Linked DNA regions of Homo sapiens: all the other regions are linked to region 6. Evidence: chromatin contacts called from ENCODE Hi-C or POLR2A ChIA-PET data. All regions are on one chromosome and are shown on one strand. Each heading gives the region's core, a stretch centred on a gene start or an enhancer-like site at or near the end of the contact. The rest is flanking DNA. Distances are from core to core; before and after follow the strand shown. Region 1 overlaps TBC1D2B (TBC1 domain family member 2B). Region 2 holds the start of ADPGK (ADP dependent glucokinase). Region 3 holds the start of SKIC8 (SKI8 subunit of superkiller complex). Region 4 holds the start of IREB2 (iron responsive element binding protein 2). Region 5 holds the start of ARIH1 (ariadne RBR E3 ubiquitin protein ligase 1). Region 6 holds the start of SIN3A (SIN3 transcription regulator family member A). Region 7 holds the start of TBC1D2B (TBC1 domain family member 2B).

The links. Hi-C counts contacts between places; a loop is a spot of excess contacts on that map. ChIA-PET counts read pairs that join two places held with the same protein, here RNA polymerase II (POLR2A). Pooled maps may share reads with other maps.
Region 1: a loop to region 6 is called in a map with no recorded cell type, with 7 times the contacts of the local background. The contact joins the enhancer-like site here to the promoter of SIN3A in region 6. A Hi-C loop is called at or near these places in 3 of 37 single-sample maps with no recorded cell type and 8 of 50 pooled maps.
Region 2: a loop to region 6 is called in a map of naive thymus-derived CD4-positive, alpha-beta T cell, with 10 times the contacts of the local background. The contact joins the promoter of ADPGK here to the promoter of SIN3A in region 6. A Hi-C loop is called at or near these places in 1 of 168 maps with a recorded cell type or tissue (naive thymus-derived CD4-positive, alpha-beta T cell), 2 of 37 single-sample maps with no recorded cell type and 8 of 50 pooled maps.
Region 3: a loop to region 6 is called in a pooled map, with 11 times the contacts of the local background. The contact joins the promoter of SKIC8 here to the promoter of SIN3A in region 6. A Hi-C loop is called at or near these places in 6 of 50 pooled maps. POLR2A ChIA-PET finds 5 or more read pairs at or near these places in 4 of 52 experiments (GM12878, OCI-LY7, T-cell and 1 more).
Region 4: a loop to region 6 is called in a map of naive thymus-derived CD4-positive, alpha-beta T cell, with 7 times the contacts of the local background. The contact joins the promoter of IREB2 here to the promoter of SIN3A in region 6. A Hi-C loop is called at or near these places in 1 of 168 maps with a recorded cell type or tissue (naive thymus-derived CD4-positive, alpha-beta T cell), 4 of 37 single-sample maps with no recorded cell type and 11 of 50 pooled maps. POLR2A ChIA-PET finds 5 or more read pairs at or near these places in 1 of 52 experiments (CD4-positive, alpha-beta T cell).
Region 5: a loop to region 6 is called in a map of CD8-positive, alpha-beta T cell, with 9 times the contacts of the local background. The contact joins the promoter of ARIH1 here to the promoter of SIN3A in region 6. A Hi-C loop is called at or near these places in 2 of 168 maps with a recorded cell type or tissue (CD8-positive, alpha-beta T cell and naive thymus-derived CD4-positive, alpha-beta T cell), 3 of 37 single-sample maps with no recorded cell type and 13 of 50 pooled maps. POLR2A ChIA-PET finds 5 or more read pairs at or near these places in 2 of 52 experiments (A549 and activated CD4-positive, alpha-beta T cell).
Region 7: a map of CD8-positive, alpha-beta T cell shows a loop between it and region 6 (9-fold over the local background). The contact joins the promoter of TBC1D2B here to the promoter of SIN3A in region 6. A Hi-C loop is called at or near these places in 1 of 168 maps with a recorded cell type or tissue (CD8-positive, alpha-beta T cell), 2 of 37 single-sample maps with no recorded cell type and 4 of 50 pooled maps.

Annotation. Positions count from the first base shown.
Region 1 is chr15:78,050,937-78,053,920 of GRCh38, forward strand. All of the region lies in intron 2 of TBC1D2B (TBC1 domain family member 2B), which reads right to left. Among named protein-coding and RNA genes, the nearest start is that of TBC1D2B, 25 kb to the right of the region's middle. Within about 2 kb of position 1,280, at least 18 of the 41 ENCODE cell types and tissues checked have a DNase peak (open chromatin) inside an H3K27ac peak, as active enhancers do.
Region 2 is chr15:72,781,699-72,785,044 of GRCh38, forward strand. It overlaps ADPGK (ADP dependent glucokinase), which reads right to left and starts at 2,060. Exons shown (of 7, transcript NM_001365225.1): 1 at 1,761-2,060. The coding sequence starts at 1,993. It overlaps ADPGK-AS1 (ADPGK antisense RNA 1), which reads left to right and starts at 1,137. Exons shown (of 3, transcript NR_040107.1): 1 at 1,137-3,346. RefSeq lists enhancers at 1,436-1,505, 2,266-2,325, 2,376-2,585 and a silencer at 1,756-2,215.
Region 3 is chr15:78,297,764-78,301,104 of GRCh38, forward strand. It overlaps SKIC8 (SKI8 subunit of superkiller complex), which reads right to left and starts at 1,846. Exons shown (of 11, transcript NM_025234.3): 1 at 1,799-1,846. RefSeq lists enhancers at 1,044-2,011, 1,564-1,913, 2,012-2,978, 2,154-2,243.
Region 4 is chr15:78,436,501-78,439,656 of GRCh38, forward strand. IREB2 (iron responsive element binding protein 2) reads left to right here and starts at 1,716. Exons shown (of 22, transcript NM_004136.4): 1 at 1,716-1,856. The coding sequence starts at 1,838. RefSeq lists enhancers at 1,251-1,330, 1,401-1,460 and a silencer at 1,931-2,170.
Region 5 is chr15:72,472,295-72,475,644 of GRCh38, forward strand. ARIH1 (ariadne RBR E3 ubiquitin protein ligase 1) reads left to right here and starts at 2,036. Exons shown (of 14, transcript NM_005744.5): 1 at 2,036-2,720. The coding sequence starts at 2,346. It overlaps TMEM202-AS1 (TMEM202 antisense RNA 1), which reads right to left and starts at 1,945. Exons shown (of 4, transcript NR_135678.1): 1 at 1,581-1,945. RefSeq lists enhancers at 1,400-1,499, 2,950-3,159 and silencers at 1,740-2,079, 1,931-2,127, 2,170-2,399.
Region 6 is chr15:75,450,334-75,453,259 of GRCh38, forward strand. SIN3A (SIN3 transcription regulator family member A) reads right to left here and starts at 1,357. Exons shown (of 21, transcript NM_001145358.2): 1 at 1,090-1,357. RefSeq lists enhancers at 1-694, 122-251, 1,962-2,011, 2,241-2,772, 2,773-2,926 and 1 more and silencers at 502-1,001, 1,222-1,321.
Region 7 is chr15:78,076,007-78,079,011 of GRCh38, forward strand. It overlaps TBC1D2B (TBC1 domain family member 2B), which reads right to left and starts at 1,705. Exons shown (of 13, transcript NM_144572.2): 1 at 1,287-1,705. The coding sequence starts at 1,646. RefSeq lists silencers at 1,181-1,380, 1,581-1,790, 1,941-1,990.

The DNA of each region.
Region 1 (2,984 bases), core at 30-2,529, 2.6 Mb after region 6:
TCCTTCCAGCTAGGAATGGCCATATGACAGTTCCAGCCAATGATGCATAAGCCACAGGTTTCTGGGAAAGCATTCTCCTTTTGATGTAAGTGCCACCCCCAGGGGCAGCTAGCATGAGCAGGAAAGCTAATACACTCTAGCAATGGAAAATACAGAGTCAGAGACAGCTTGGGCCCTTCAGTGGCACTAGTGAGTAGCTATGCCAGCCACAAACTGCTTATCATGTGAGACAAATTACTCCCTATGTGTAAGTCCTTATTAGTAAGGTTTCCTGTTAATTACAACTAAACATAATGCTAACCCTTTCAAAATGATATCATCTCATATATATGTATACAATATATATGTGTATATACACATACATATGGCTCTTTACACTTAACAATGCAGTTTCCCATTTGATCTTTATAACAACTATGAAGAGGGGTGAACAAACTTCAATTCCCAGAGCCACAGTTTCCTAACCCTGTACTACAGGATACGTGACTTACTTAGAGTCTGACAACTAGTAAATATCCCCAAGACTCACAGGCCCACAGGGCTTCTTCCACCAGGTAGAGCTGCCTTCTAAGATATACAACTAGCTATCAGTGCAAAACGTTAATCCCCTATATCTTTCTCCATATTGACTTTAGGTGCTAGGAGGGTCCTGATGGGTGATGCCCACTAGACTACAAATCAAAATGTTCCAAACAACTGGGTGACTACGAGACAATACTAGGAAAAGTTTTATTTTTAATGCAAATCAGTTATAAAAACATTCTTCTTTAATTCTTACTAGAGTAGGCTAAGCTGAGCAGATAACAACAAGCATGGCTTTAGAAACTTCACAGAGCACTGCCATATAACACATCACAATTTATCTTTGAACCAGATTTTATCTCTGACGATAAAACAAAAGGGGCTAAAATACAGCCTTTTCTTCTTGACTTCCTGCTTTAGATTTTTTGACTTCCTGAACCATTATAGCCTCACATACTGCTCTGGGGCCCAAAGTTTCATTCCTTGTTCTTCGAAGCTATCTAAAAATTAATAGAAGTCTAATGTTACAGTCATTTCTATCTATAAAATCTTCAAAGGCACTCCACTGCTCTTAGGTTAAAGTCCAAAATCCCAAGACCAGCAGTCTAGGCTCTCCCCCAGCTCTGGCTCTGGGTCCCAGGTGTGCCCCCAGGTTCAGCTCACTCCCCACAACTGCTTCCAGCCAGTAGCCATCCTGACTGCAGCTCTGGGAAGGCACTGCAGTTCAGCCCTGTCATCTGACTCCCCTCCTCTCTACCTAGCTAGTTCCTGGCCATCCTCCAGGCCTTGGCTTAGATGCACTTCCTCAGAGAGGCCCTAACTGCCAGAAACTATGCACAGCCCACTTACAGCCCATGGTACCAGCATGCACCCTTCCCTCACATTTCTCTCATTTTTTCTCTGCACAACCACCCTGCTTGACTAGAAATTCTGTGAGGAGAGGGACAAAGCTCATCTTGAGTGCCGACTTTGCTGAATGAATGAGTAAATGTCAGGTGGCATTTACTCAAATGCTAAATTCCATACCTGGAGTCCCCATATCAAAGGAGGAGAAACAAATATGGGCTTCAGATGTTTTCTCTGGCTCTCCAATCACAGCATTTTGGCTTAGAAGGAGGAAGGACAGCTGTTATAAAGAGACTATAGGGCTAGGCACTACTTCTTTGTCCTCCTTTCGGTTTAATATCCCTGAGTCTTTGCTAGAAAGAAGCACTTGGTGCCCTCAGAACAAAGGAACTGAGGCAAATCAAGCACCTCCTGTGCCAAAGGCACTGGCTATGCTCATGAACCCTGCCTGTTCCCACAGGGTTTCCAAATGTTCCAAGTGACTGAGACACTCAGTTAGGAGCTCCTTTTGAGTGAAAAGCACTATAAGAGTGGCTTTCAAAACAACTCAGTTAACAGTGACTCGACTCTGAACGAAACATAAGGGCGCATAAAGTTGAAAATAAAGGCATGATCTCAGAACCTGGAATAGTCAGAGCGCTAAGACAGTCGTGAAAGTGACTCAAAAACTCTCACAGAAAACATATTAATAGGTACAAAGCATATATAGTAATTTATCACTGATAAGAGGGTTAACCTGCTGAAAAATACTGGGACAAGTAAAAACAAGACTGACAAATTTGGAGACGAAAAATTCATCTAAGAATGCCTTTGTTTCTGGAGTAAATCAGCCACACGTGCCAACACCATCCTTGGTGGGACAGGCAACTCGGATGCAGCCCTGTGTTCTGCTGAGCAGAGGGTCCCACGGGTTTTAGGAAGTGAAGAAATCTCTTTATGAAACTGTTAGAACTAGTCCTTACTGTTGTCTACTCCTTTTAATGTACGCTCCGTGTGTCTTCCAAAAATACTAATACAATGGCCTGGGCTTTTTAGACCTTACTTCAGAGCTCAGGAGGCTGTTTTGTTTGTTTGTTTGTTTTTCTGGATGTGTTATTTTCCCTGTATGAAGAGTGGGGGCCAAAAAACAGTCCCATCTCCACAGTCTTTGCAATGGGGTAGGATGGGCAGCAAATAATTGTTGTTCTGTTCTTTCTAGAGGTTATCTCCATGCTGCAAATGGCCAGGGATTACCCTGAGTTACAGAAATGCCATGAATCCAGGATAGAATGAAATCAATGTTTGAAGGTTAAAGTCTTCCTAAGAAACACTAGAGAATTACAAGTGGAATGATCTGAGAATACCTTCCTAGTGTATACAAACACCTGTCAATCTTGGCAAGTCTGCCCAAGCATGACTATCTAGGCATGAGTGCTTCATCATTAGGTGTAGTAGAAAGGCTGGCCCTGCAGTCAGAACTAGACTTACAGCACCACAACTTACCACATGCTGACCTTAGTCGTATCTTCCATATGCTTGGCACTGGCCTTGCCTGATTCCAAGGCTGTCACTGGGCTTGCATAAGCTTTGTACATGGAGGCGCTGGGTAACTGTGGAATGCTGTCCACTCATAAGGT
Region 2 (3,346 bases), core at 810-3,309, 2.7 Mb before region 6:
GCATTAAGGCTTCTGCCTGGTCCTCGTGGGTTGTTCCTCTTCTAACCATAATTGTTATGGATTGAATTGTCCACCCCCCACCAATTCATATGCTGAAACCCTAATTCCCAATGTGACTATATTTGGACGTAGGGCCTTTAAGGAAGTAGTTAAGGTTAAATAAGGTCATACGGGTGAGCCCTATTCCAAAAGGACCTAGTGTCCACATAAGAAGAATAAGAGGCACCAGGAGTGTACATGCGCAGACTAACTGAAAAGCCAGCTGGCTGCAAGCTAGGAAGAGAGGCCACATCGGAAGCCAATCCTGCCAACACCTTGATCTTGGACTATCAGCCTCCAGATCCACGAGAAAACAGATTTGTTGTTTAATCCACCTAATTTGTGGTATTCTGTTCTAGCAGCCCAAATGACTGATACAATAATATGTTTCCAACAAGTGAGACAGGGGCCTTGCTTCACCCATCTCTGTATCTTAAGAACCTAGCACAGACCTGACACTAACCATGTAGTTGGTGAATATCTGCTGAATGAACGCGCATAAAGCAAGGAAGGACAATTTAATCCCAGCACTTTGGGAGGCCAAGATGGGAGGCTGGCTTGAGCTCAGGAGTTCGAGACCAGCCTGGGCAATATAGCAAGACCTCGACTCTACTAAAAAAAATAAAATAAATAAAAAATTGGCTGGGCGTGGTGGTGCTTGCCTGTCGTCCCAGCTACTCCAGAGGCTGAGGCAGAAGGATCTCTTGAGCTCGGGAGTTCGAGGCTGCAGTGAGCAGTGATTGCACCACTGCACTCCAGCCTAGGCGACAGAGAGAGAGACCCTGTGTCCAAAAAAAAAAAAAAAAAAAAACCCCAAAATTATAGCTAATATCGAATGCTTTTTAAAGCAGGCACTATGCTAGAGAGATTACATGAATGATGTCATTTAATCTTCAGGCCAAGTTTGCTCTACTTTACCCCTCCCGGCCCCAACACTCCACAGAAAGTAGTGAGCTACATGGTAGAGGGCCTGCTTTTATGTGGTGGTTATACATAACTCTGAGATTACGGCAAGAAAGTCAAATCGAACTGAGACAGGGACTAAAGTTAGTGTTTACAGTATCAATACTATAAAGAAAATAATTACATTCCCAAGGAAAAGTACAAAGAAAGGAGGTAGTGTCATTTGGAAGAACCTTAAATATGCAGTGTCACTGAAGTCAGGGGAAGAAAAGAATTTCACGGAGAAGGGCGTGTTCAATGCGTGGAAGGCTGCAGAGTAGATAATGAAGATTCAAAAAGGCAAATCTGAGAGGAGTTGCAGTACAGTCGTGTGGTTTCTAGACTACACGGCGTTTCGAAAGTGGGTAAAGGCAGACATCACGCGTCTTCAAGAAGTTCAGAAGAAAGAGGAAGAGTGTTGTCATAGTGGGTAAGGTCAAGTATCTTTGATTGCAAAACAACAGTCGCCAGAAGAGAAGGGGCTAAAAGTTGGAACGAGGAAGAAGGCTCGGAGAAAGGTGTCAGACAAAGCGGGATTAGCAAGAAGCTGTTAGGGCTGGTCCTACCGGGATGAGAGAAAGGCGCAGAGGCCAGCCGAGTGGAAAGAGCAGCGGTGACGAACCGGGTTCCACTCAGACGTCCGACACTTCTCGCCAAGGGGCCAGCGCGGACAGCAGCGCCTCCCGGGGACCTCTGAGAAGCCCTGTTTCTGCGCGGCTCCGCCCGACCTCCAAGGCCGACCTCGGAGGCTCAGAGACCCAGGCCCCGTTGGCACTCACCCCACTGCCACGCGGCGCCAGCGCCGGACTGGCCGCACGATAAGCGCGTCCCAGGCTGCCGCCAACCGGCCCTCGGGGGAGACGGGTCCCGGGGGCGCAGGCGCGGGCCCCAGACACAGCGAGCTCCAGAGAGAGCGCAGCGCCGAGCCTGGCAGCTCTGGCTCCAGCAGGAAGACGCAGCCCACGGCCAGCGCCAGGAAGCCCGCGTACGCGGAGCCGCGCCACAGCGCCATGGGGACCCAGGCGCCGCACCTGCGCGAACCAACTCCTTTCCTAGCCCGCGCCTCTTCCGGGCTCGGCGCGCGCCGATGTCGACACAAGCGCTACGTCACAAGGGTGCGCCACGGGGCCCCCCAAGGGGCGGGGCGACGGGCGGCGCCAGGACGGAGCGAGGGGGGACCCCACGCCTCAGTCCCAGGCCTGGCACTGCGGTGTTGCCGCCCCGGAGGAGGTGGGACAACGGCGGTTGTGCCAGTCCGGGCGCTGCACCCCCTTCCCGGAACTCTAATCGTATCCCCAAATAGAGGGATGGGAACACATTTGCTTTCGCAGTAAAACGAAACGGACAGATTGTGAAGAAGCGGACAAACCTCGCGTTAATATTCGAACCAGTGGGTGTCCCCATTGGCACGGATCACACCCCCATCTTTTAATCCCTCCCTCCGCCCGTGTCCCCTCATTTGCTAGACTTGTCCTCTTCCAGGCCTAGTGCTCGGCGCTTCTGAGAGGAATAGGCTCACAGAATAGCGGCGCTGCCGAGACCCCTGGGGTACGCGAGGCAGGGGGATTCCGCCCCTTTGGAAGGTGGCCGAGACCCTCAGCCACTAAAGGACTTCGTCGAGACAGGAGAGCCCGCAGAGATCGTTCTCTTCTGGATAACCAGATTATTCCACAATCAAACTTTAACCCTTTTGGGGGCGCTGTTCCCTTTAACAAACTCTGGAAAATGTACACAATCTTGTGCACAACACGAGAGTTATGGACCTGGGTTGAGAAACGCTGCTTTCTTTTGTTCCCCCTTGGTGACATCACTTAAACCCAGCCCTCTCTTCGCTGATACTTTTCTGTGCATGAGGCTAGGTTGAGAGACAGTGAAGCTAGGCTGGGTACCAGCTCATTCTCATCAGCCACAATGCCCGGCCTAGTCTTGTTCCCTGGTTTGTTTCCACTTTTCCAATTCTCTCGGCTCCTGACCTTGGCTTTGTGTCCAGTTTTCCACTGTGACCCTGACCTTTGGACTTGGCAGCGAAACTTTATTTCCCTAACTTTGATCTTGGGCATTAGTCTTCATTCTCCTCAGCCCCACCTCATCAGAACTTCCCCATCCTGGTCATCTACCTTCCCGCAGTTCATCCTACCCAGCCTACCTGACCATGCCATCCCTTTCGACAAAGATATTCACACAGGAACAGATTTGGGCTACCTTGGAAAAGAAGCCAAAGAGCCAGTCAGATCTTTATGAAGCCATGAAAGCCATCTTCCCTAGAGTTGCCTGTCACTTCTCTCTCCTTAGGGAGACATGTCAGTCAGTTCCTAGAGAAACTGCTTCTTCTCACAACCCTCAGCTGTCAGGTTTCCCTGGCACC
Region 3 (3,341 bases), core at 596-3,095, 2.8 Mb after region 6:
TTTAAGGGACCACACAGTTAAGGCATCCAGGTTCAGGTTACTTTCTTTAAATCTGCCAGCCTAAAAAGCTGCCGAAGGTTTTCCAATAACAGGAAATCAAACAAACAAACAATTTATAACTAATCCTTGCCTATGAAGATCTCAAATTGGTAGTGTTTTGTTTTGGTTTTGTAAAGACAAGTTCTCATTATGTTGCCCAGGCTGGTATCAAACTCCTGGCCTCAAACGATCCTCTTGTCTTGGCCTTCCAAAGTGCTGGGATTACAGACAGGTTGGTAGTGTTTTATTCATTTGTGACCCATGAACAGGGTTCTTTCTGCCCAGGGTAGGAAAGACAGGAAAGTGCTCAAGCCAGTTTGGCTAATGGGAATGGTATTCAACCTCTGCTTCAGCACAGCCTTCTGCCTGCTGAAGCACAGGCTTGTCCTCTTCCCTGTCATTCTGGGCCTCACATTTGGCAATGGATAGAAACAAAAAAAGGAGGAAGGCTTGCGGTAAGCCAGCTTCCAAAAACCCGGGCTCCAAAAGACAAGGGTGTGATTCTATCAATGAGTGCACATTTGAGGATGTACAATGAATCCGGTCCTATTTTAAGTAATACACAAAGATTTAGCTCACTGAAACCTCATAACCCCGCTTACTAGGTACAGTAGTTCTTTAGCTGAGGTTTTGATTTCCACAGTTCCAGAGGTCAACCGTAGTCCAAAAATAGGTGAGTAGAGTGCAGTAAGATATTTTGAGAGAGACCACATTCACATACATTTTATTACACTGTTATAATTCTATTTTATTATTATTGTTGTTATTCTCTTATTGTGCCTAATTTACGAATTAAACTAAGTAATCACAGGTATGTATGTGTAATCTGTATGAGAAAAAACACAGTATAGATGCTCCTCAACTTACAATGGGGTTACTTCCCAATAAACCTATGTAAAGTTGAAAAATTGTAAGTCAAACCACGGTAAGTCAGTCAGGGTCCTTCACTATCCAAGATTTCAGACATCCACTGGAACGTACACCCCGCAGATAAGGGGGGAACTACTATTTTTTTATTATCAGTTCCACTTTTCTAGTAAGAAAAGGGAGGCTTAGAAGCGGTTAAGGAAGCTTCCCCAAGGGACACTAAAAGGTGGATACAAGCTATAGTATAGGCTACCAAGATACACTACCTCTTACTTCAGGGTCTTATGAAGGTCAGAGCTAAGAGACTTTAGACCTTAGCCCTCTCTTGCCATCTTCTCTCTTTGGGAAACTTTTCCCTAAATTTCCTAGGCAGAATTCATCACTGACTCAGTGTTTCCAAGGAACACTACAGATGCCTCTATGAAACTACTCAGGCAAGTCAACAGCCCACAGTATTGCACGGTACTTGGCGTAAAGCGAACCCAGCCTCTGTCTGTACCCGTCCAGTGATGTCTGTATCTGTCCAGCACGCTACCTAAGACAGCGTGGCCCACTACTGGAAAACTTCGGTTAATACAGCCCTCCCAGCTACGGATAAATGATCTCCTCCGCAGAGAAACCAGCCCTAATCTCGATACTGCCCAGAACATTCTCAGGACGCAAAAGGAGGCCACCCACGGGCCTCCCCCACTCCCCTCAGGCCCCGTACACCGAGGAACAGCCAGGGCAAATGGAGCCATGGAAGCCACCCTCAGGCCCCAGGGCCTGGAGCATCCCTGAACGGACCTGCTTACAGGCAGCCTCGGGCCCAACCTCGCTCACTCGCCCTCTGGCCTGGACTGTCAACGGCCCTAATGACCCCAATCCCCAACGGCCCTGCGCTCCAACTCACCACTGCACTGCCAGGCTGCACGTCGGAAGCCGGGCTCCGCGCGACTGCGACGCGCAAAGATGAGCTATCGAAGGGGCGGGGCATCGCGCCGGCCCCGCCCTCACGGCTCGGAGCACTCCGCAGCGCCCGTTGCCGTCGCTATGGCGGGCGCGGGGCAGACGCCGACGAGGGTGGGCGGAGAGAGGAGGGAGGAAGCCAGGTCCTGCTTCCAGAGGAGTGGTAGTTGGAAATTTGCTTCCGGAAGCGCAGACGTTTAGCTTCCGGCAACTGCAGGTTTAGAGGTTTGTGTTGCAATTTCATTTTGTACTTTTGAGATTGGACTAAAGCTAATAACTTCTGTTGCTGAAATAAATTCAGTGAAATCGAGCTTTGTCTTTCAAACTGCTAGTCATGACCCATTAACGTGACAGATATCAGTTTAATAGGTTGTCAACTGACTTTTTTTTTTTTTTTTTTTGAGGGCCAGGCAGAGTAGCTCACGTCTGTAATCCCAGGACTTTGGGAGCCGAGGTGAGAGGCTTGCTTGAGCTCTGGGTTTCCAGACCAGCCTGGGCAACATAGCGAGAGACCTCGTGTCTACTAAAAATAAAAACAATTAGCACATGCCTGTAGTTCCAGTTACTTGGGAGGCTGAGGCAGGAGGATCGCTTAAGCCCTGGAGGTTGAGGCTACATTGAGCCGTGATGACGCCACTGCACTCCAGCCTGGGGAACAGAACTAGACCCCGTCTCAAAAAAAAAAAAAGAGATGGGGCTGGGTGTGGTGGCTCATGCCTGTAATCCCAGCATTTTGGGAGTCGGAGTGGGTGGATCACTTGAGGTTAGGAGTTTTGAAATCAACCTGGCCAATATGGTGAAACCCCGTCTCAAGTAAAAAAAAAAAAAACAGAAACAAAAACAAAATTAGCCGGGTGTGGTGGCATGTGCCCGTAATCCCAGCTACTTGGGAGGCTGAGGCAGGAGAATCGCTTGAACCCTGGAGGCAGAAGTTGCAGTGAGCACAGATCACACCACTGCACTCCAGCCTGGGCAACAGAGTGAGACTGTCTCGAATAACAACAACAAAAAAAGATGGGAAGAGGCTCATGCCCCATTATGGAGGCCGCCCTGTGGCTCAGATGTGGTGGCTCACTCCTGTAATCCCAGCACTTTGGGAGGCCAAGGGGGGAGGATTGCTTCTGGCCGTGATTTCAAGACCAGTATGGGCAACATGGCGAGACCCAATCTCTACAAAAAATTTTAAAGTTACAGACGCAGTGGTGTGCACGTGTAGACCCAGCTGCTCAGGAGGCAGAAGTGAGGATCACTTGAGCCCAGGAGTTTGAGGCTGCAGTGAGCTATGATTGGGCCACTGCACTGTAGCCTGGGTGACAGAGTGAGACCCTGGCTCTAAAAAATATTTTTCGAAAAAACTAGTTTTGAAGTTCAAATATATATATAGAGAGAGAGACGGAGGACTATTAGACCACTTACAACTAGGTGAAGTTCATCTTTGGGGGCTTTTTTTTCTTTTGAGACTGAGTCTTGCTGTGTCACCCAGGCTG
Region 4 (3,156 bases), core at 466-2,965, 3.0 Mb after region 6:
ATTAAGTAGATTATTTATCGTGTATGTAGATTATATTACCTATGAATTTCATGCTGGGATTGTAAAGGAGATGTTACAAAATATAGCAAGGTGAATAAAGGAAATATATTGGAGTTTGGGTTGACAGGGCTTGGATCAATGATTAAAGGGAGTGGATGAAGGAGTCAGGTATAATGTGTTGATTTCTGGCTTGGGCAACCAGGTGGATGGTGGCGCCATTCGCTAATACAGGCAATACAAAAGGAATAGTAGGTTTAAGGAGGGAAATGACGAGTTCAGTTTTGGAGATTTTTAGTTTGAGGTGCCTTGGGATGTGGAGGCATCCCATGGGTACTAGGATATACACCTCCGGGTTTAGGAGATAGGCTCAGGTCACAGGCAGACTGGGAAGCATCAACATATTAACTAATAACTGAAGTCAAAGGAAGTGTGAGATGGGCCAGGGAAAATGGACAGAGGGAGGAGGTACAAGGCCAGAGCCCTGGGACACATTTAATGTCCAATATATTTTTTTTTGAGACAGGGTCTTGCTGTGTTGCTCAGGCTGGAGTGCAGTGGTGCAATCATGGCTCACCACAGCCTCAATCTCCTGGGCCCAAGTGATCCTCCCACCTCAGCCTCCTGAGTAGCTGAGACTACAGGTGCATGCCACCACACTCAGCTAATTTTTAAATTTTTTTTGTAGAGATAGGGTCTCACTACGTTGCTGTGTTTGGTCTTGAACTTTTCAGCTCAAGCCATCCTCCCACTTTGGCCTCCTAAAGTGCTGGAATTACAGGCATGAGCTACTGTGCCCATCAAGTGCCCAGTACATTTAAAAGCTGGGCGGAGGAAGAGGTCTGCAGAGGAGCCTGAGATCAAGCACCCTTAGGAGAAGAAACAAAAGTAGAGTCTGAAGTCACAGAAGCTGATGGAAGAGTATTTTTCAACAATGGGAGAGAACCAGTCAAGATTGAGATATGTGAGATTAGAAAGTGGAGTTATAGCTGGCCTTGGCTAAAGGCATTTCTGGGAGTGGAAGCCAGACTGGAAGAGGATAAGAAGTGGGTGGGGGAGAGCCGAGTATGAGCGACTCTTTCTGGTAAGTTGCTGCGACAGGAGATAATGCTGGGTAGGTGGAGAACACAGGGACCGGAGGAGCTGAGGCGGAAGGATGGAGAGGCTTAAGCATGTGTTAACTGCCACTGGGAAGAAGTCGGCAATCACGGAAGCTACCGGAGGGTAAGAAAAAATTCATTCATTCAACAGTTGAGCGCCTCCCACGCGCCCGATCAGTATGGCCGCCCCCACTTGAAAACACGCGTGTGGGCCGCCCACGTCTGACAAGTTAATGCAAGGCTTTATAGTTAGGGGAAAGCGGTTCTCCTTGAGCTCTTTCTCCTAGCAGTTCCGATTCCGACCCTGACTCCAACAGACACCTTGCGGGAACGCAAACACCGCTCGAATTCATGACCCCAATAGAAAACTTAAGGCCGCAACTAAGTAACGGATCGCTGCGAAGGCCAAACTAGCCACGCCAACGCCCCCACTGGAGCCTCCCCAGCGCTCCGCCCCCGCTCGCGAGAACAGCGGCGACGGCGCGAGAAATCGCTTTCTGGTTAGCTCCGCCCCTTCCCTTTCTTTGTTTTCCTGTCCGACGATCTCGCGGGAGTTAGGCGACAAATCCCGCGAGCGCAGACCCGGGGCTGGCTCTGCTGCTCTCGCGATATTTGCGCGAGCCTGCTTCCTTCTTTCCTCCCTTGCCAGTCCGCCTGTCTTCCTCCCCGTCTTCCCTGCCCGGCCTCCCCCTTCTTCCCCCGCTGGCCCCCTCCCCGGAGGGATAATATGGTCTCCGGCGATGGACGCCCCAAAAGCAGGTCAGTTTCGGGCCTCCGAGCTGGGTCTGGCAGTTGGAAACGCGCGCTGCCTAGGCGCCGAATTCCTTGCTTTTCTCGCCTGGAGTCGCTCGGCAGGCGCCCAGGCCCTCGGGGCTCGGGTTGTGCTCCCCTCGGGGCCTGCCTGCTGGGCCGCCCTTTGAGCCTAGGCCGCGGAAGCTGGGGCTCCCGATCCCCACCCTCCTGCGCGACACCCGCAGGGCGGGCCACCCCACCGCTGGCCTTGACCCGCACCCCTCTCTCTCCGGTGGCCGCTGCCTGCTGCCAGCGGCTTCCTGGCCCCCGTCAGCAACACCAGGGGCAGGGAGAGGCCCACCGTCTTCTCCTGCCCGCCCCCCATTGGCGAGCGATGAAGGCGGGGGCCTGCGTCTCCGTGTTCGGGTCTCACGCAGCTAGATGTTGATTCCACGGTCCAGCCTAAGGCCCCTCAGTCTCTCTGTGCCTCTGGAAGCCGAATGAGGGGCAGTCAAGGTTGAACATTGGTCAGTCAGTTCTCCGACCATTTATTGCACCGCTGTCTCCTCCCCCGTCCACCTCCCTCTACAAAAAAAAAAAAAGAGAAAAAAATACTATTCATTCTGAAAATGGGCTGTGCTTATGTTTTCTCCTTTTGGATGAAAGCCTTAACAATGTTGAGGGTCCTGGCCACCCACCGCTATGAGTCTGCACAAAAGATCTGAAGGTTCTTTTCAACCTCAGGGCTGCCTCCCCGCCACTGCCCCCTAGAATGTTGGGAGCTGAGGCACGTTTAAATGAGACCTCTGGATCTTTGACTTAGTAGTTCAGCTTCAGTTCGTGCAAAACCAGAAGACTTGTCTCTTTCGGGTAGAATATGCTAATTTCCTAGAGATTCTGTTACTTTTATTTTCAGTACTAAGCCCTGGTAAGGACTTAACTGAGAAGTTTTTTTGTTTTGGTTTATTGAATGCTCTGTAAAAATCCGTCTTTTAGTTTTTTTTTTTAATCAGTCCCTCTAATGTTAATTGTGGAATTCACAAATTCCTGTCTCTGCAGTTTTCAAGACATGTCTTTCCAAAACGTCCCCGTGGATTATTTAAATCATTCTTATTGTCCCTTTCCAGGTATTCTTATCACATTTCAGGAGTGAATTATCTTACTAGTTTTTACTTGACAAATTATGGTTTAGAACTATGCTTTCCAGTGTGGTGGATACTAGCCCTGTGTGACTTTAAATTAATCAAAATTAAATAAATTAAAAATTCAGTTCCTCAGGCACGATAGCCACATTTCAGGTGCTCAATAGCCACACGTTGCTAATGGC
Region 5 (3,350 bases), core at 786-3,285, 3.0 Mb before region 6:
ACTATGGATGGTAGGGTTCATTCAAGATAGGGGTACAATGAAAAGAAAGGTGAGGCAAAGGAGTTTAGGGTACTGACGAGTGTTACTGAATTTTTCTGTAGGTAATATCACAATGGAGACGGGGTGGACAGAAGTGTTCCTTGTGTCCATGGCTTGCCTTAGTTGTGGCAGCAATCTAGAATTGCTAAATAGAAACACTGAATCAAAGAACCTAGACCTGGCTGGGCGCTGTGGCTTATGCCTGTTATCACAGCACTTTGGGAGGCCGAGGCAGGTGGATCACCTGAAGTCAGGAATTCGAGACCAGCCTGGCCAATATGGTGAAACCCCATCTCTACTAAAAATACAAAAATTAGCCTGGGGTGGTGGCATGCGCCTGTAGTCCCAGCTACTCAGGAGGCTGAGACAGGAGAATCGCTTGAACCTGGGAGGCAGAGGCTGCAGTGAGCTGAGATCACCACTGTACTCCAATCTGGGCAACAGAGCGAGACTCCGTCTCAAGAAAAAAACAAACAACAACAACAACAACAAAAACCTAGACTACCAGTATTGAGGTTAAATGCTTTACTTTGTAAATCCTGAGGTTAAGAAATATAATTATCGGTATTTTAAAACTTACAAAATGGACAAATTGGAAGAGGCTTTTTAACATTATAATGGAATTTTTCACTTTTCAAAATCAATTTCCAAAGGGAACCTATAGGTTGAACAGTAAGATTTATCAACAAATCAGGGGTTTTGATTTTAAAAGGTTTTCAATCTGGCCAATTCTTCAGATTATCTCAAGAGGGAGCCTTCTTATGCCTCTTCTTCCTTCATAACACTTCTCTGGCTCGCATGTCCTGTTTGCAAAGATTTAAGCCCACTCTTAGGCATAAAATGCTCTTAACTGACATGACCCCTGACTAACTTGCCTAATATTTTGCCATGTACCCTCCATGCACTTTAAGCTCCCCAAACTATTACTTACTTGACACCTTCTGCGCTTTTGCTTGTTCTCTGCGGCTAGACCATCTTCCCTACCTTCTCTGTTGAACTCCTAGCCATTCATCAACACTCAGCTCACATAGCACACTTTCAGATGAGATTCAAGCATTATCTCTCTGGCTACATTTGGCCCTTGTAGATATTTCTATTATTGCCTGTATTTTGTTGAAGCATTCATGTCTTTTATGTACTACATAGTACATAATATATCTACATTACAAAGCATTTTTATGATTCATGTTTTGGGGCATCCAGCGGTTAAAATAGGGCAAGGGTTATGTGGTCTTGGCCAGGTCCCTTTTCCTTTCTGAGCTTCAGGTTCCTCAGGTATAAAATGGGTACTATGGCTCCGTGAAGATGAGACAGAATATATGTAAAGCCCTTACACAGTGCTCAATTCATGAAAATCATCGCTGTTTACATTGTTTAGGGCCCTCAAGAGGCGCTCTTGTCAGCGGGGTGGAGGAAATGCCTCTTTAAAATGACGTCATTATAGGAGACTTAAAAACCACTGCACGTCTGTACAAGTGGACAGAATCACACAGCTACCTAAAGTGGGTTCACCTGTCATACAGTTTAGAGGTTCCACTTACAACAGGTTTCCATCAGTAGCCAAAGCAACAGAAATTTTAGCTTAACGGCTGAGGGCTTCCGGGATTACCGCAGGGCGGGCGGGAAGCGCCTTTCCGCTCCGGAGGGAAGGCCGCGTCCCCAAGGGACTGCCTAAGTGGGCTGGATCCCTATGGCCTGCGGCAGACACCACCACGTAGGCGGTCCAGGGGTCCCTCTCTCGGTGACTGGTGACCAGGAGGCCGCAATCTCTTCACATAAAAGGTCTACGGGTTTCCGCTCGGCCCTCACAGCGGCAGCGGATCGAACCAGGAAAGCAATTCCCGCTCGGCTCCCCTCGGGTCCCAGGCCCAGGAAGGCCGGGCCGTGGGGTCTCCCCGGGCTCCACGCAGGGGCGGTGGGGCGGGGCGCAGTGACGCAAAGAGGAGTGACGCGACGACGCAGCGCGACGCGGTGACGCACGCCCCTTTGTTGGCTCAGTAGCGATAGCAGCGGCCGTGGAGGTGGCGTTGGGGACTGTTTTCTCTCGGAGGCCGGAGCGGAGCCGCGTCTGACTGAGGCGGGCAGCAAGCGGCCCCCTCGCTCCCTCCCTCCCTCCTCCGCGCCCTCCCCGCCGCCACCAGCCGTCAAACGCCAACCGCCGCTCCTGGGGAGGAGCCGCGGCTCGCGGGGCCGGAGCCAGGCCTGCGTCCGGACATCAGCCGGAGCCGGAGCGAGAGCCGGGGCCTCGGCGTCCCCGCCCTCTCCCCGCCTCGGCCAGCGTCCGCCGGGCCCCCGCGCGTCGCGCCATGGACTCGGACGAGGGCTACAACTACGAGTTCGACGAGGACGAGGAGTGCAGTGAGGAGGACAGCGGCGCCGAGGAGGAGGAGGACGAAGACGACGACGAGCCGGACGATGATACCCTGGATCTGGGCGAGGTGGAGCTGGTGGAGCCCGGGCTGGGCGTCGGCGGGGAGCGGGACGGACTGCTGTGCGGGGAGACGGGCGGTGGCGGCGGCAGCGCTCTGGGGCCCGGCGGTGGCGGCGGCGGCGGCGGCGGCGGTGGTGGTGGCGGGCCGGGGCATGAGCAGGAGGAGGATTACCGCTACGAGGTGCTCACGGCCGAGCAGATTCTACAACACATGGTGGAATGTATCCGGGAGGTCAACGAGGTCATCCAGGTGAGGGTGGCCGCCGCGCCAGCTGGACCGGGCCCGACGGGGGAGCGGATTCAGGCGGCACGCGCGGTCCCGAGGGACAGGCCTGGGCCTGGTGCGCAGCCTAGCCCGGTGCCTCCCGGCCTTGTCTTCTCCGCTGCCTCTGCTGGGGATAGAGGGTGTCGAAAGCAGAGGTTCGCCGATTAGCCGGGTGTGGGGAGGTGCGCTGGGGGCGGTGCTTCCCAAGTCCTGCTATGGCGGAGGCCTTCGGTCGCCTAAGCCTTCTCTTGCGGGCAATTTCTGCCAGTCCCTGGGCCGGGTGTCCTTTCTCTGGCCGGGCGATCGCCTACTGGGGCGGGGCGGAGGAGGTGGGGTGGAGAAGAGGAGTCAGGAAGAATTGGGCCCTGACGGGACTTACCCCGGCCGTAGCCTCATTTGAGCACTTTTGGAAGGGATTAGAGTAGGCCTAAGAGCAGCTTGGTGTACAGTTGCCCCAAGTGGGCACCAGTTAATAAAGAAATGGATCTTGGCAGTCTCAAGTGCCTACTTAAAGGTGGGGGAAGGGAAGTATTTCTCGGAAGAGGTGCTGATGGGCCTTCTTTTCAGATGGTGAGGCTTCTGCTTACATCTTTTTTATGTCTTTGCTGTTTGGGA
Region 6 (2,926 bases), core at 107-2,606:
AACAGACGCCAAGTCTACTACCCACCACCCATTGGCTCAAAGGAAGCCCCGCCCCGTACAGCCACGGTAACTGAACATCAAGGGAACCCCAGGGAAGGTTTTCCCTCCGCCACATTTCTAGTCTCTGATGACTCCCTGCCCCTCCCCTACCATCACCACCGCGGATCTAGGGTTCCAGCACCAGCCACGCACGCTCCTACAAGAGGACCTTGGGCACTTCGCCCCAATAGTTACAACCAAGAGGGGAGTGGGGGTGACCATGCTCCCACTCTCCTGGCTGCACGGTGCCAGACACGCTGCATGGAGCAAAGCGGAGAAAGCAGCTCCGGCACAGGGCCCTTGTGCCCCCAGGCAGAAGGCATGACCCAGCCACAAGAGTAAGTCCTGACACCTCCACAGCTCCCAGTCGGCGGGTGCCCCTCCCTCCCCACGGAGACATAGGGCGGGGCAGATCTAGGCGCCGAGACTCCCAGCCAGACCCGACAGCGGGCTTTCCCTAGCACCTCCTCATTGCCAAGGAGGCGGAAACCCGGGGCCTGGGCGGGGTGCAGGGGGGGACGGCCAAGGGGAGTGGCATCACGGATCAGTACGGCCCCTCCGGCCAACCGGATCCCAAGAAGGCGGAGGAACTCAGACTTCACGCCCCCTCCCTGCCGCGCCCTGAATCTACACGCGGGAGACCCCCCCCTACCCCTCCCCGACCCCAGCAGGCCAGAGCGCGGCCGCCAGCCCGAGGCCCCGCCCACCCCAGGAGGAGGGGAGGGGGTGGTCGGCCGCAAACTGCACTCAGCGCGAAGCCGGCCCCGCCCCTTTCTCCACAATCGCACGCGCGCGCCGGCCCCGCCTCTGAGCGGCGGCGCGAGAGCCCGCCCCCCTCCGCGCGCACCGGGACTACGCTCTCCTCCCCCTCCCGCGCGGAGAGCTACCCCGCTCCGCCCCCCACCCCCCTCACACAACCACACACCTCCCGCCCGTCTGCTCTACGGGAAGCCGAGGAGGTCAGCCCCCCCCCCCCAAAATACACACCCTCGAGTCCGGCGTTACCCGCCACCAGGCTCCCGCCCGGCCCCCGGCCCAGCGTGCTCTCACCGCAAAGCTGCTTCGGCCGCTCGTCACTGCGTGTCCCTCTCAGCGTGAGCCGCGAGCTCAGCAGGGAGGCCCCGAGAACGGCGCGGGGCACAGGCCCGCCGAAGCGGACTGCCAGCTACCTCTCCACTAACGAAGCGGTCACAGGCTCCGGTGCCCAGACTGGGAAGGAGGGAGGGAGGGAGGGAGGGAAACTCCGAGGGGGGAAGGGGAGGGGGGAAGATGGAGAAACCGTCTCCGCCGCCTCTACCGCCGCGGCCGCTTCTCTGTTACCCGGGAAATCCCGCCCACTCCCCCGACCCCGCCCCGCAGAGGGAAGACTCAGCTTCGTTCCAATACAGGACGCAATACCCGCCCGTCAAAGACTCAGCCAACCACCGAGGCCTGTCTTATGATTTTCCCGCCCCTTCCCCCTCGACTGGTAGGGGAGGGGGAGCCGCTCTCCTTCTCCACGCCCCTATTGGCGGGGAGCTTCCCTAACTCAACCCCGCCTATTGGAGACGGACTGCTGAAGCCCACCCCCGAGCCCCAACACTATTGGAGGAAGCAGGGAAGCTCTTCCTGTCTCATTGGAGGACACCACATAACCCGCCCTGCAGCGTCTCAGCCACAGGCCTAACAAGTTGGCTCCCGCCTCCGCTGGTCATCGCATTGGAAGGCTACCCCTGGCTCTCCCACCGCCCCAGTAAGGTAAGTAACCGATGTGGGGTAAAATGTCTGTAAGTGAAACAGGCTCCGCCTACCGCACTGCCGGGCCAGGCCCCGCCCCAAGAGTCGGATTGGATATCTTGGCGCTGGTAGGACCCTCCATTGGCCAGGGCGCCCGTCTAGGAAGGAGCTAATTCCACCCTGCGCGAGGAGGCTGAACCTTAGCAGTCCTTTTGTGGAATGTTTACACTAGAGACTGAAGCTCGGAGTTCCAGGGCCCGAGATAGGAGGGGGAGCGGAGCTCATCAGCGGAGACTCCACATCCTAGGATTTGAAGGAAAGGCAGCCCACCATGGAGGACTCCCTCACAAAAAAAATGAGAGAATGAGAACTCATCCTTCCGTCCAGTTATCTTTACAGTTTACATTCTACACACTGCGTCCTTGTAAACACAAATATCCGGAGCAGCTGGCAACTCCTTTCAGCCAAGTAGAGTACAGAACTAAGGTCTGGAGACCTAGGCGGAGAAGTAAACTCCCTAGAGCTGAATATGCAGTCCTAAGAGGGCGGAGATAACCAAAAGAGAGGCGGGCTCTAACAGCCACCGCCCTGGCAAGCCTCCGGAAGGCGGAGCGTGAGGCACAAGGTACTCACGATCTCCCGGGTGGATCTGGAGGCATCCTCAGAACTGAGAAAGGAGAGGAAAACACCAAAACAGGCCACGGCATAAATTAACATTGGGGACATGCCACACTCAGAGAATGGATAAAATTTCCGTAGTTGGGGACATAAGATAACGGCTGTTCACCTTCTCCTTGGCCGGGAGTGTTAATAGCAGTTCCTGTGCCCTCTCTGTGTAGGTAACAGTGCCTCGAACACACAGTGAGACAAAGTGCTTTCAATTCCTAGTTTGCTTTTATTTATTCACCAAATAGGGCGTGGGCCTGACGCTGATCTTACTTTGGGGGGCGCTCTCTCAGCGCCAGGAGAGGTGACGGGATTACGTTGTTACCGCTCTCCCGAATAAGTAGAACCCTCCTCCCAGAGAGCTAAGACCCCAAGGGACACGCCCAGGGAACCCACGCCTAGGTCCAACACTGTCCTCCCTCTGCAATCCAGCGGAAACGGCCAGGAACGAGCTCTGGCAGCAGGTGGGCCTGACTCCAGCGATGGCTTCGAGCCGCGAAACCAC
Region 7 (3,005 bases), core at 455-2,954, 2.6 Mb after region 6:
AATACGGAAGAGGAGTGAGAGTGAGGGTGGAGACTCACAGAAACCAGGCAGGGAGCAAAGCCTGGAAAAAGGATACCCAGCTCCAGGCCTGGGCCCAGATCCCTCCAGATGCTCAAAGCAGGTGGGCCCCTAGGAGGTGACAGTCTAGTCCCCCAGAACTCCCAAGGACAGGGGAGGCCTTTCAGCACCAGGACTCCTGACTCTACTCTCCTGCTTCTACACTGTATCTCTCATTTTGTCTGTCCACTGGAGGATTAAGGGAGCCTCAAAGGAGCAAGGCATAACTGGCTGAAAAGACCCCCTCCCACCCATCCTGGACAAAGCAAGGAGGAAGAACACAGGATCTGCCACCTACTGGCTGTGTGACCTTAGCTGGAGCATCCCCGTCCACTCTGGAGGAAAATGTAGTGGACTGTCTCTAAGGGCCCTGCCATCTGACTCTTTCTGTCTACAGTGCTAAATGCACTCTGGCTCACGCCTGGCATCCCAGCACTTTGGGAAGCTGGATGGGGAGGATGGTTTCGGCCCAGGAGTTCGAGACTAGCCTGGGCAACATAGTGAGACCCCCGTTTCTTTAAAAAAAAAAAAAAATTTAATTAGCCAGGCGTGGTGGCCCGCACCTGTGGTCCCAGCTACTTGGGAGGCTGAGGTGGGAGGATCTCTTGAGCCCAGGCATGGAGGCTGCAGTGAGCCGAGATCGCACCCCTGCACTCCAGCCTGGACAACAGAACAAGATCCTGTCTCAAAAAGAATAAATAAACAAATAAATAAAAGCACTGACATTTACTGAGCAGTTTAAAGTATAATTCATTTAATCCCAACACCCCATGAGGTAGATACTACTGTTATCCCATTTTACAGAGGAGGCCGCTGCAGCCCAGAGCGGTTCACTGAGGTACCAAGGCCATAGGCAAAGTTCTAAAGGAGGCCCCAGGGGTAGAAGCCTACGCTCACGGATGCCTGGGAAGGCTGCACAGGACATCCACGGGATGGTGGGGGTCGGGAGACACCAGAGACTGGCCCGAGGTTAGGCGCAGAGGGAGATAATGGGTCAAGGTGTCTGAGAAAGGAGACGGGGCTTGGTAGCCCCAGCGAGACTGGCCTAAGCCCAGATAGTGGGGAGGAGATAGGAACGAGGGCGGGATGTGGAGAAGCAGGGAAAGGCAGGCCGACGTGGGCAGGGGCGAGGAGGCCTTGGAGGAAGGAGGGTGGATGGCGCAAGCCAGTGGCGGAGGCAGGGGACGCCGGCGGAAGCGCGCGGGCGGCTTTGGGGCGAGCGGTCCCACCTTGAGCACCGTGACGGCTCCCGCGCTGTGCACCTGGAAGTGCGCGGGCGGCTCCGTGCCCGGCTCCGCCGCCTCGTCGGGGCCCTGGTAGCTGAAGCAGGCGTCCGCGATGTCCAAGTGGCCGAGGGGCAGCGCGTCCTGCGGACTCTTGAAATAGTAAAGGTAGCAGCGGCGCGCGTCGAACACGAACCAGCGGCTGCGGTAGCCACGCAGGGGGCCCTTGCCCGACAGCTTCTGCAGATAGCCACACAGCCGCGCTGGCTCCCGCGCCGGACCCGCCCCGGGCTCCGCGGCCGCCCCCTGCGCCGCGCCCTCGCCGCCGCCGCCGCCCTCCTCCGCCCGGGCTCCGGCCCCCGGCATCGCTACCGCGCGCCAACCGTAGGCGCCCGCGCCCTGCGCCTCCGCGCCGCGGCCGCTGCGCCCCCTACCCCCTCCGCACCGCCCCTTCGCTCCGCACGGCCCGCGGGCGCGCAAAGCACCCTGGGACTTGTAGTCTCGCCCCCGCCCGCCCGCCGGCCGTTGCCCCCTCAGCCCCCGGAGGCAGGGTCCTGCGACCAGCACCCCGCGGGTCAGTTGCCTTCGTGCCACCTGGGCTCCAAGTCCTCGCCCTGCCGGATGAAGCAATGGTCTATTTCTTTATGGCAGTGTAGGTACATGGGAGTGTGCATCTCTCAAAACCCAGCGGAGTGTCCGCTTAAAACTGCATTTCACACTGTGTATCTTATTCTAAAAACTTGATATTTAAATCTCCCTCCTGCCAGAGTCTCAAGCTAATATTGTAAAAATGAGACAGCCTATTGCCTGGTGCTGAGTGGGTGCTCAGTAAATATTTGCAGAATTCATGAAAGCCAAAGCGTTTCCTGCCTCTCCAGACCTCAGTTCATTTATTGAATTCAACATATATTTATTGAGCGCCTTCTGAATGCCGGGTACGGTTCTGTATGCCAGGCCCTGGCGGATACAGCAGTGAACAAACCAATCATTCTCCTGCCCTCGTGGAGGTTATATTCTAGTAAGGCAGGGAGGTGACACACAAGAAAGCAGATAAAAGTAATGTGTGCTATGTTGTATAAATGCCGTGATGACATGTAAATGATTACCGCTTAAAATAGCACCTAGTATTTATCAGTGCTTTATAGACTAACTTATTTGAACACTCACAACCTGAGAAGGCAAATCTATTGCTTTGTAATAAAGCAAAGAGAAAGAATGAATAAGACCAAGTATTTGCTAGCACAACAGGGTGACTACAGTCAAAAATAATATAATTGTACGTTTAAAAATAACCAAAAGAGTATAATACAGACGCGGTGGTTCACGCCTGTAATCCCAGCAGTTTGGGAGGCCGAGGTGGGTGGATCACCTGAGGTCGGGAGTTCGAGACCAGCCTGACCAACATGAAGAAACCCTGTCTCTACTAAAAATACAAAATTAGCTGGGCGTGGTGGTGCATGCCTGTAATCCCAGCTACTCGGGAGGCTGAAGCAAGAGAATCTCTTGAACCCCGGAGGTGGAGGTTGCAGTGAGCCGAGGTTGCGCCATTGCACTCCAGCCTGGGCAACAAGAGCAAAACTCTGTCTAAAAAGAAAAAAAAAAGTATAATAGGATTGTTTGTAACACAAAGGATAAATGCTTGAGGTGATGGATACCTTACTTACCCTGATTTGATTATTATGCATTGCATGCCTGTATTAAAATATCTCATGTAACCCATAAATA